Linked DNA regions of Homo sapiens: region 1 is linked to region 2. Evidence: chromatin contacts called from ENCODE Hi-C data. All regions are on one chromosome and are shown on one strand. The core of a region is the stretch at or near the end of the contact, and the rest is flanking DNA. Distances in the headings are between cores, read along the strand shown. Region 1 holds the start of CTU1 (cytosolic thiouridylase subunit 1). Region 2 holds the start of ZNF331 (zinc finger protein 331).

Evidence for each region. Hi-C counts contacts between places; a loop is a spot of excess contacts on that map. Pooled maps may share reads with other maps.
Region 1: a loop to region 2 is called in a pooled map, with 10 times the contacts of the local background. The contact joins the promoter of CTU1 here to the promoter of ZNF331 in region 2. A Hi-C loop is called at or near these places in 10 of 50 pooled maps.

What each region holds. Positions count from the first base shown.
Region 1 is chr19:51,107,048-51,111,314 of GRCh38, reverse strand. CTU1 (cytosolic thiouridylase subunit 1) reads left to right here and starts at 2,906. Exons shown (of 3, transcript NM_145232.4): 1 at 2,906-2,968. RefSeq lists an enhancer at 2,611-2,940.
Region 2 is chr19:53,536,164-53,540,284 of GRCh38, reverse strand. It overlaps ZNF331 (zinc finger protein 331), which reads right to left and starts at 2,140. Exons shown (of 6, transcript NM_001079906.2): 1 at 1,989-2,140; 2 at 1,003-1,069. RefSeq lists enhancers at 2,061-2,110, 1,896-2,412.

The sequences.
Region 1 (4,267 bases), core at 1,657-4,156, 2.4 Mb after region 2:
CTCCCACATTGTTGCAGGACAGAGGCTGCCTCTGAGGAGGAGAACTAGACAGTGGGTGGGTGGGGGGAGACGACAGGGAGACTTCACTGTAGAGTCTATGCACTGTTTCCATTTTATAGCATTTAAGTGCATAACCTGATTAGATAACATAAATTGCATTCAAACAAAAGGCACCCTGTGCTTTCTTGCCACAAGATCTTTCTTTGCTCAGGCGATTTCTTCTGTATTAAAAGGCCATTTCGACCCTCAAATTCTCAACCTCCTTTGCCACACTTCACACCTCTTCCAGGAGCAAGCACAGCTTGGAGACTAAGGAGACAGGCTTTGAGCAAGGAGCTACAAACCAGAGACCACCAGCCAAATCGGGCCTGCTGCCTGTTTTTACATGGCCCACAAGCTACAAATGATTTTACATCTTTAAATGGTGTAAAATCTTCAAAATTCTTCAAAAGAAGAATATTTCCTGACACATGCAAATTACATGAAATTCAAATGTCAGTGTCCATCAATAAAGTTTTATTGGTATACAGCCACCCTCACTTGCTTATCTTATATCAATGGCTGCTTTCAACATACAACAGCAGAGTTGCCACAAAGACCCTGTGGCCCACAAAGCCTAAAATATTGGCTACCTGGCCCTTTACAGGAAAGGTTTGCAACCCCTGCTGTAGAGTCAGGCAGTCCAGGGAAGTGACATCACTGAGCTTCAAGATCCTCACCTAAGTAGAATTACAAGGCTGGGCATGCTGACTCACACCTGTAATCCCAGCACTTTGGGATCACTTGAGGTCAGGAGTTTGAGACCAGCCTGGCCACTATGGTGAAACACCGTCTCTACTGAAAATACTAACATTAGCCAGGTGTGGTAGCGCACCTGTAATTCCAGCTACCCAGCAGGCTGAAGCAGGAGAATCACTTGAATCCAGAAGGTGGAGGTTGCAGTGAGCCGAGATCGCGCCACTGCACTCCAGCCTGGGTGACATAGTGAGACTCCATCTCAAAAAAAAAAAAAAAAAAAGAAGAAGAAGAATTACAGTTGTACCCAACTCATATGTAACATATAATCTTAATGTTATGAGAATTGAGATGAGAATAATAACCACTTGTTGAGCACATACTATGTGCCAGAAGCTGTTCTAAATTCTTTAGAGGTGTTGTTAATTCAATTTGACTTCGCATAAATCCTATGAGGCAGGCTATTATTGCCCCCCTTTCACAGATGAACAAACTGAGATGATGCATGGCACATAGCAGCCTTTGTTGAATTTTTTTTTTTTCTGACACCCTGGCTGGCAGTGATTGAAATTGAGCTTTCAAGGCTCTTAACACTTCCATGTCAAGCTTTATCACTCCATATTGACTAAGTCCCTGTCTCCCCCACCAGGAGGACAGGGTGGTGGTGTAAGGGGTGGGGGATGCTCAGAGGACAGTAACCAAGTCTGATTCATTTGTGTCACCTAAACCTAGCCCAGGGGCAGCCTGGCACAAGGAGACCTCAGGAAATAAATTCAACAAATGAACCAACGCACACAGATGAACAGAACTGGCCCATGATAAGGCTTAAGAGTGACCTCACGGAGCTCATTTAATATGAAAGGAAGGCATCATGGTTTCCTGTTATGGGGGAAAAAAATGGGCTACAGGGTGCATGGGGTTCCTTCTCACGTCATCACCGGCCGTAGACCTACACATCCTGGGGCTCTCTGCACATCTCCACATCTCAGTCTAAGGCTCTGGTGGTCCCTTAATCTAGAGGATTTTTTTTTTTTTTTTGAGACAGAGTCTCACTCTGTGGCCAGGCTGGAGTGCAGTGGCGCGATCTCGGCTCACTGCAACCTCTGCCTTCTGGGTTCAAGCCATTCTCCTGCCTCAGCCTCCCGAGTAGCTGGGACTACAGGCGCGCACCACTACGCCCAGCTAATTTTTGTATTTTTAGTAGAGATGAGGTTTCACCATGTTGGCCAGGATGGTCTCCATCTTTTGACCTCGTGATCCACCCGCCTCGGCCTCCCAAAGTGCTGGGATTACAGGTGTAAGCCACCGCGCCGTCTAGAGGAATTTTGAGCCTCAGTTTTTTCGAGGACCTAGGTTTGGGGACCTGGATCTCAAGGGTCTCAGATATCTGAGTCCTTAAACTCCTTGTGCCCCGGTATTTGAGTCACCGGGGTCTTCAAGACCCTTGGGCCTTGTGGGGAGGGTGGAGGCCTCCAGATCCCTGTGTCTAGGGTGCAGACGGTTGTCTCCAGGTCTACTGGTTCTCTCAGGTGCTTTGGTGCCAGGGGTCTGCGTTTTTAACCCCCTTAGTCTCAAGGGTCTGAGTCTCTGAGCCTCTGGGCTCCTGGGTTAGGTGAGAAGGGTCTTTGGATCCTTCTGTTTAGAGTCTGGGTCTCCAGCACGCGCATCACGACAGCCCCCGCGTGCGCGCGGAGTTCCACTCCAATCCTCGAAGTCTGCTCTACGCATGCGCTATCTGCGCCTTTTACACTAGCGACCAACCCCTGCAGTTCCACCTTCAATTCCCACCCGCAACCCCGCCTCAAAGGGCAGAAATCATAGGCCCTGTAATCCCCTTAAAATCCTATAATAATCCCACAAAATCAGTTAATCAGAATACAACTACTTCGCCCATCCAGCAACCTGCCGGGTGACAGCGCGCTGCCATGACAACAGTACACGCAGCTCCGCCGCTCCCTGCGGCCGCGCGCAGGCGCAGAAAGTAAACGCGGGGGGAGGGGGAGCAGTGTATTTTGGGAGCGGCAGAAAGAGCAATGCAAGTGTTTCTGGGAGTTGTAGGCCAAGCGGGACCCCGGAGCCGTAGGCGCATCCAGCGGAAGTGTCGCATGGGCTTCTGGGAGTTCTAGGCAAGAAAGCCCCAAGACCTTATGGGAGTGGTAGTCTCGGAGTCACTTCCGGGCCAGGCTTCCGCGTGGTGGGCAGTGTGGGCATCCCAGCACTGAGTTCTGCCCGGGTGAGTATTTCCTCCTGCGGTGGGTCGGCATGTGGACTCCGGCTCTTTGTTGCGGTGCCGTGGGAGGGTTGAGGGTCTCTTCGAGCGTAAGGCCTCTGTGATTTCCCAGCGCCCGTGTCCCTGAGGCCTTGTAGCCAGGATTCCCACTTTGAACGCTGCGGTCCGGCCTGTCTCTTACCGGGCCACTCCCTTCCCCAAGACAGGATAAGACCATCTGCTTGCCCCCGCCCCTATGTTACTATCTGCCTGTCCCCGCCCCCATGCCACACATTATCTGTCCTTTTGACAAGGCTGCAATCCAGAGGCATCCCTGGGGTCCGCGGCCTCTCTTCTGGGAGCACTTATTATTCCCTCATCCTACAGATACTTACTGAGCACCGACTCTGCGCAGGGCGGCGGGAGCGAGGGCACCAGACCAACCCTGTCCCTGCCTTGAAGCAGAGAGACAGACCTGTCACCAGTGACAGCTAGTCAGGATCAGGGCAGCTCTGAGGGCCCTGGTGGAGGCGCTCGACTCAGTGACGAGGGTCCATAAAGTCTTTGAGGGAAGACGCTTAACATGCATGTCAAACCTGACGTGGCCAAATGGAATTCCTGGTCTTCTCACCTCACAAAATGGCCCCACCGTCCCTCCAATGCTCAGGCCAGAACCTCAAAGTTACCCTTCATCACTTTCTCTCGTCGTTGCCCCAGTCCCCACTCCAATCAGTCTTATACAAGTCCTGTGGGCTCCACCTTCAAAATAGATCCAAAATTTCACTTCTTCCCACCTCTACTGCCAGCACTCCTGTCTAGTGTGCTGACCTCCAGCCTTCTGTCCTTGTCCCTGACAACCAACAGTCCTCCCCACACAGCAGCCAAACGAATCCCACTTTTTTTATTTGAGACAAGGTCTCACTCTATCACCCACGCTGGAGTGCACTGGTGCGATCATGGCTCACTGCAGCCTTGACCTCCTGGGCTCAAGTGATCCTCCTGCCTTGGCTTCCTGAGTAGCTGGTACTACAGGCCTGTGCCACCAGGTGCAGCTAATTTATTTATTTATTTTTTTAGAGATGGGGTCTCGCTATGTTGACCAGTCTAGGAATCCTTTTAAAACATGCCAGATCATACCACTTTACTGTTCAAAAACCTCCCAAGGCTCCCATCTCCTCCTGAATAAACCTAAAATTCCACATCATGGCCTATGAGGCTCTGCTAACTTGTGCAGCCTTGTCCCCTGCGAGCGTCTCCCTTCCTCAGGACGTGGACCCCCCAGGACTGGGTGACTGTAGATTTAGGGGGTGAGGAGAGATGAGT
Region 2 (4,121 bases), core at 891-3,390:
GGTACCCTCTTCTCAGACTTCCAGCCTCCAGAACTGTGAGCAATAAATGTTTGTGGTTTCAGCCACCGGTCTATGGTACTTTGTTACAGACTAAGGTAAGAATAAATTAAGGAGTGTGTGCAAAACACAATAGAGTATGGTACAAAAATGCGCTCAATAAATGTGGCCAGGCTCCTCTCTTTTGAAGGATTCATGAATAATCCTAAATAATATACTAAAATGTCATGTTGGATAAGGTATTTACAAAAATCTTATTCAATGGAATTTGTAGGCAACTGAAGCATTTCCTTCATTTACTATTGTTAATAACTATTAGTAGTGTTTAATATTATGTCAGGTGCATTTTTCTTTCTTACGGTTATAACTAAACTTACTTCTTTGTAGCTGCAGAGTATTCCATGAAATGAACGTGGTATAATTACTTAACCATTTCCACCATCCTGAACAATAATTGTGGTCAAGGTACACAGCCTTCGATTGTAGACCAATGGGTCTAAATGTCTTTGGGGCATGTCCATCCTTCTTAATGCCATGAAATTACAGAGTATCTCCTTAGGGTGGTGGTGGTGGGGGACAGATACACTAACACTGATAATCACATACAGTAAATATACACAGAATGTCCCTTGGAAAGTTGTAAGTGGAGTTAAAGGCAGGCCCTCAGGTTAAGGATAACAGTTCTAGGCCATTTGAGGCTGTGGTTCATTTTGTGAACCTGCAAACACCCATCCCAGTTACCTTCATATGTACGTTGCTCCTGATGTACAGACATCCAGACTTAGCACAAAACAGCAGCACTCACTGTGCACTCCCACTCAGGGGTGCGCGTCTATGGGTTTTATGCGTGTTAATGCATTTCACCCTCCTCACAAGCCTATCTTCAGAAGGCTCAAAAAGCTAAGAGGCAGAAACAGGACTCAAATCTTGGTCATCTACCTTTAATGTTTGGTCTTAAGTCTTATAAACACATATCATTTAATATAAAAAAAAAAGGATACTCACCTGACCCTTTCAGATGTTTAACGATTCGTCTTCCTCCTCGGGGATGCTTTTTCTGAAGGATGCTGGCCTGGGGAAAACAGAACCGGAAGGGTAACACCTGCCATACCTAATAAAACCAATGAGAAATACGAGGCCCCGAGATGGAGTTTCTGGGAGATTCCTGAAGAGCACGCTGTGGCGATTGAGATGATGACGCGTGGAGCTGCCCCCCTCCCTGTCTCCCACATCAGGGACCTGTCCCTCTACAGGAGGAATTCTACTCCTGAGGCCACCGTCCCCTGTCACTCAGGTGGCCTGCATGCACAGCACTTCTGGCTCTGAAAGCGTCACCTCATGGCTGTTTCTGCCTTCTTGCTGGTGAATTTCCAGGCGAGGCTCAGGCGCTCACGTCCCTCCGCGGCCCTTGTTCTCAGGCAGGTACCGCTTGGTTAGGAGGTGAAGGCAGGGGAAGCAGCAGAGACGCTGGAGCTACAAGTTGCACTGTCACACACACCTGCATCACTCAGAAGGCCCGATCATCCATCCCAGCACAGAGACGCTGAAGCTACAGGTTGTGTTGTCACACACACCTGCGTCACCCAGAAGGCCCGATCACCCATCCCAGCACAAGTCTGCACAGCTCAGCCTCACCACAGCTCACTCTGTCCTGAGACACATCTGCGCCCCTCATACCCACTAACGCCCAGCACGGCCATGCTACGGGCCCCACCACCCCACACGGTGCAGAGGTGCATCCGTGGGCCACGGAGACCCGTCCCGACCGCTGCCCCCGCACAACCCCCAGAGCGCACCTCACGGAGCAGAGTCCCAGGGACGCACCGCCGAGGTTCACAGGCACGGGCTGCGTTGACCCAAAGCCTCTGGAGCACCCCCGGTCACCAGTTATGGGGAGAGCCCGGCTGTGTCACCCCACACTCTCCAGCAAGTGCGTCACCGTCAGAAGCCCCGTGCCCGTCTCCCCTCGGAGCCACGCGCACCAATCTCACCTGCGCGGACTGGCGGAGATGCAGCGGCTGCGTCACTGGTGCAAACGCGCACCCAGCACGGCCCCCATCGCCCCCAATGACGCTCGCGTGCACCCGTGTCACAGTTACGGGGACAGGGCCGCCGCGTCAGCCTCGTACTCCCACGCAAGTGCGTCACACACTCGGTCCCGCCACCCCCTGGAGGCCAGCGCGCATGCGCACGCGCACCCAGCGGCCGCAGCGCGCAGACAGCAGCAGAGCCCGACACGCATGTGCACACAGACCCCTACACGTATGTGCACGTACCCAGACCCCGACACGTATGTGAGCGTACACAGACCCCCGATACATAGCGTGCTCAGCTGTTGACGTGCCTGTGCGGGCACACAGACCCTGACGGGCGTGTGCGCACGCACAGATGCCGACACGCATGTGCAGACACAACAGAGCCCGACACACACGTGCGCCTGCACAGATGCTGACACGCGGACACACTGACACGTGTGCGTGCACCCCTCCCATCCCTTTCCCTCCTCCCACTCTCCCAAAGCCGCAGACGCACCCGGTAGTCCCCCAACGCTGGGGCCTCGGGAGAGGGTGAGGCTAGAAGAGGACGCGGGGCCGTCGGGGGAAACCAGAGCCCCAAGCCCCGTGTTCCAGCATGCAGCACGGCGTACTCCTGGATGGTCTCTGGGAAATGTAGTCCGGGACGGTCCCAGGCAGGGGCCTCAGGGCGCGTCCCAGGTCGGTGCCGGAGCGGGCAGCCCCAAGCTAAGCCCTTCCTGGTCCCTGCAGACGCCCCTTCCCGACTGGGAAAGGAGCTGTGTCACCCCAGCTGGGACCCCGTCTGGCCTCTTGAGTGGGGTGATGCCGGGCGAGCCATGGCTGTCCTCAGAAGGGTATCCTCTCCTAGCCCCTCTGGAGCGTCACCTGGAATTCTCTGCAGGCCGCTAGCACAGGCTGCCGGAGCTGCTATTCGGTGTCCCTTGCTTGCTGCATTGTAAACAATGTACAGGTAGCAGTTATGCCCCGTGAGTCCCGCTCTCATTCCAAGTACTAACGTCACAGGGTCTACAGGATGTTGCAGGTACTTAACCACAGTCTCATTTTGACTCAAAATCCCACTTTTTGGTATTTATGCCAAGGAAGTAGCTATAGTTGTACACAATGTTGAAGTATGTTCACAAAATGCTTTTTTTCTGAAAATCTTTTTCTCTTTTAATTAGATAGACTTTAGATTCATATGTAGTTACAAGAAATAAAATTGAGAGATCTTGTGTACCTTTCACCTGGTTACCTCAGCTGGTGATTGTAGTATATAATACCACAACCAGAAGATTAACATTGATGTAATCCACTGACGTTACCCAGAATTTCCAGAGAATAATTTTTTGTTTGTTTGTTTGTTTGTTTTGAGACGGAGTTTCGCTCTTGTTGCCCAGGCTCAAGTGCAATGGTGCGATCTCGGCTCACTGCAACCTCCGCCTCCTGGGTTCAAGGGGTTCTCCTGCGTCAGCCTCCCCAGTAGCTGGGATGACAGGCATGCGCTACCACGCCCGGCTAATTTTTTTTGTATTTTTAGAAGAGACGGGGTTTCTCTATGTTGGTCAGGCTGGACTCGAACTCCCGACCTCAGGTGATCCGCCTGCCTCGGCCTCACAAAGTGCAGGAATTACAGGCGTGAGCCACCACACCCAGTCGAGAATAATTTTTAAAAATGAAAATCTTGCAGTGGAGGATAAAGGAAAATCAGATTAAACCATGGTCTGTTATACAATGACATAGAGTACATTTCCTAATAATACTGACTCATTAATTAAGAAAACTTCTGAAGAATCAACAAGGGAAAAGGGTAGGTTAAAATGGTACATATAATTTGAGCAGACATGTTTTGGTGAAATTAACACAGGCTCTGTGGTCTGATTTGAGGGTGTTAATCTGAGCTCTGATAGTTATTAACTTCACAGTGTGGTAAAGTTTCCTCACTGGTAAAACCACAAGAAAGATAGTACAATGTATGACTGTTTGAACAGGATCATCCACATGAAACACACAGTCATATATAACAATTAAGATAAGGTAGCTGTTATTACTAAAAAATCAGTAACATATCTCAATCCATTTTCATAAAAGTAACAAGTCTGCTATTTCCTT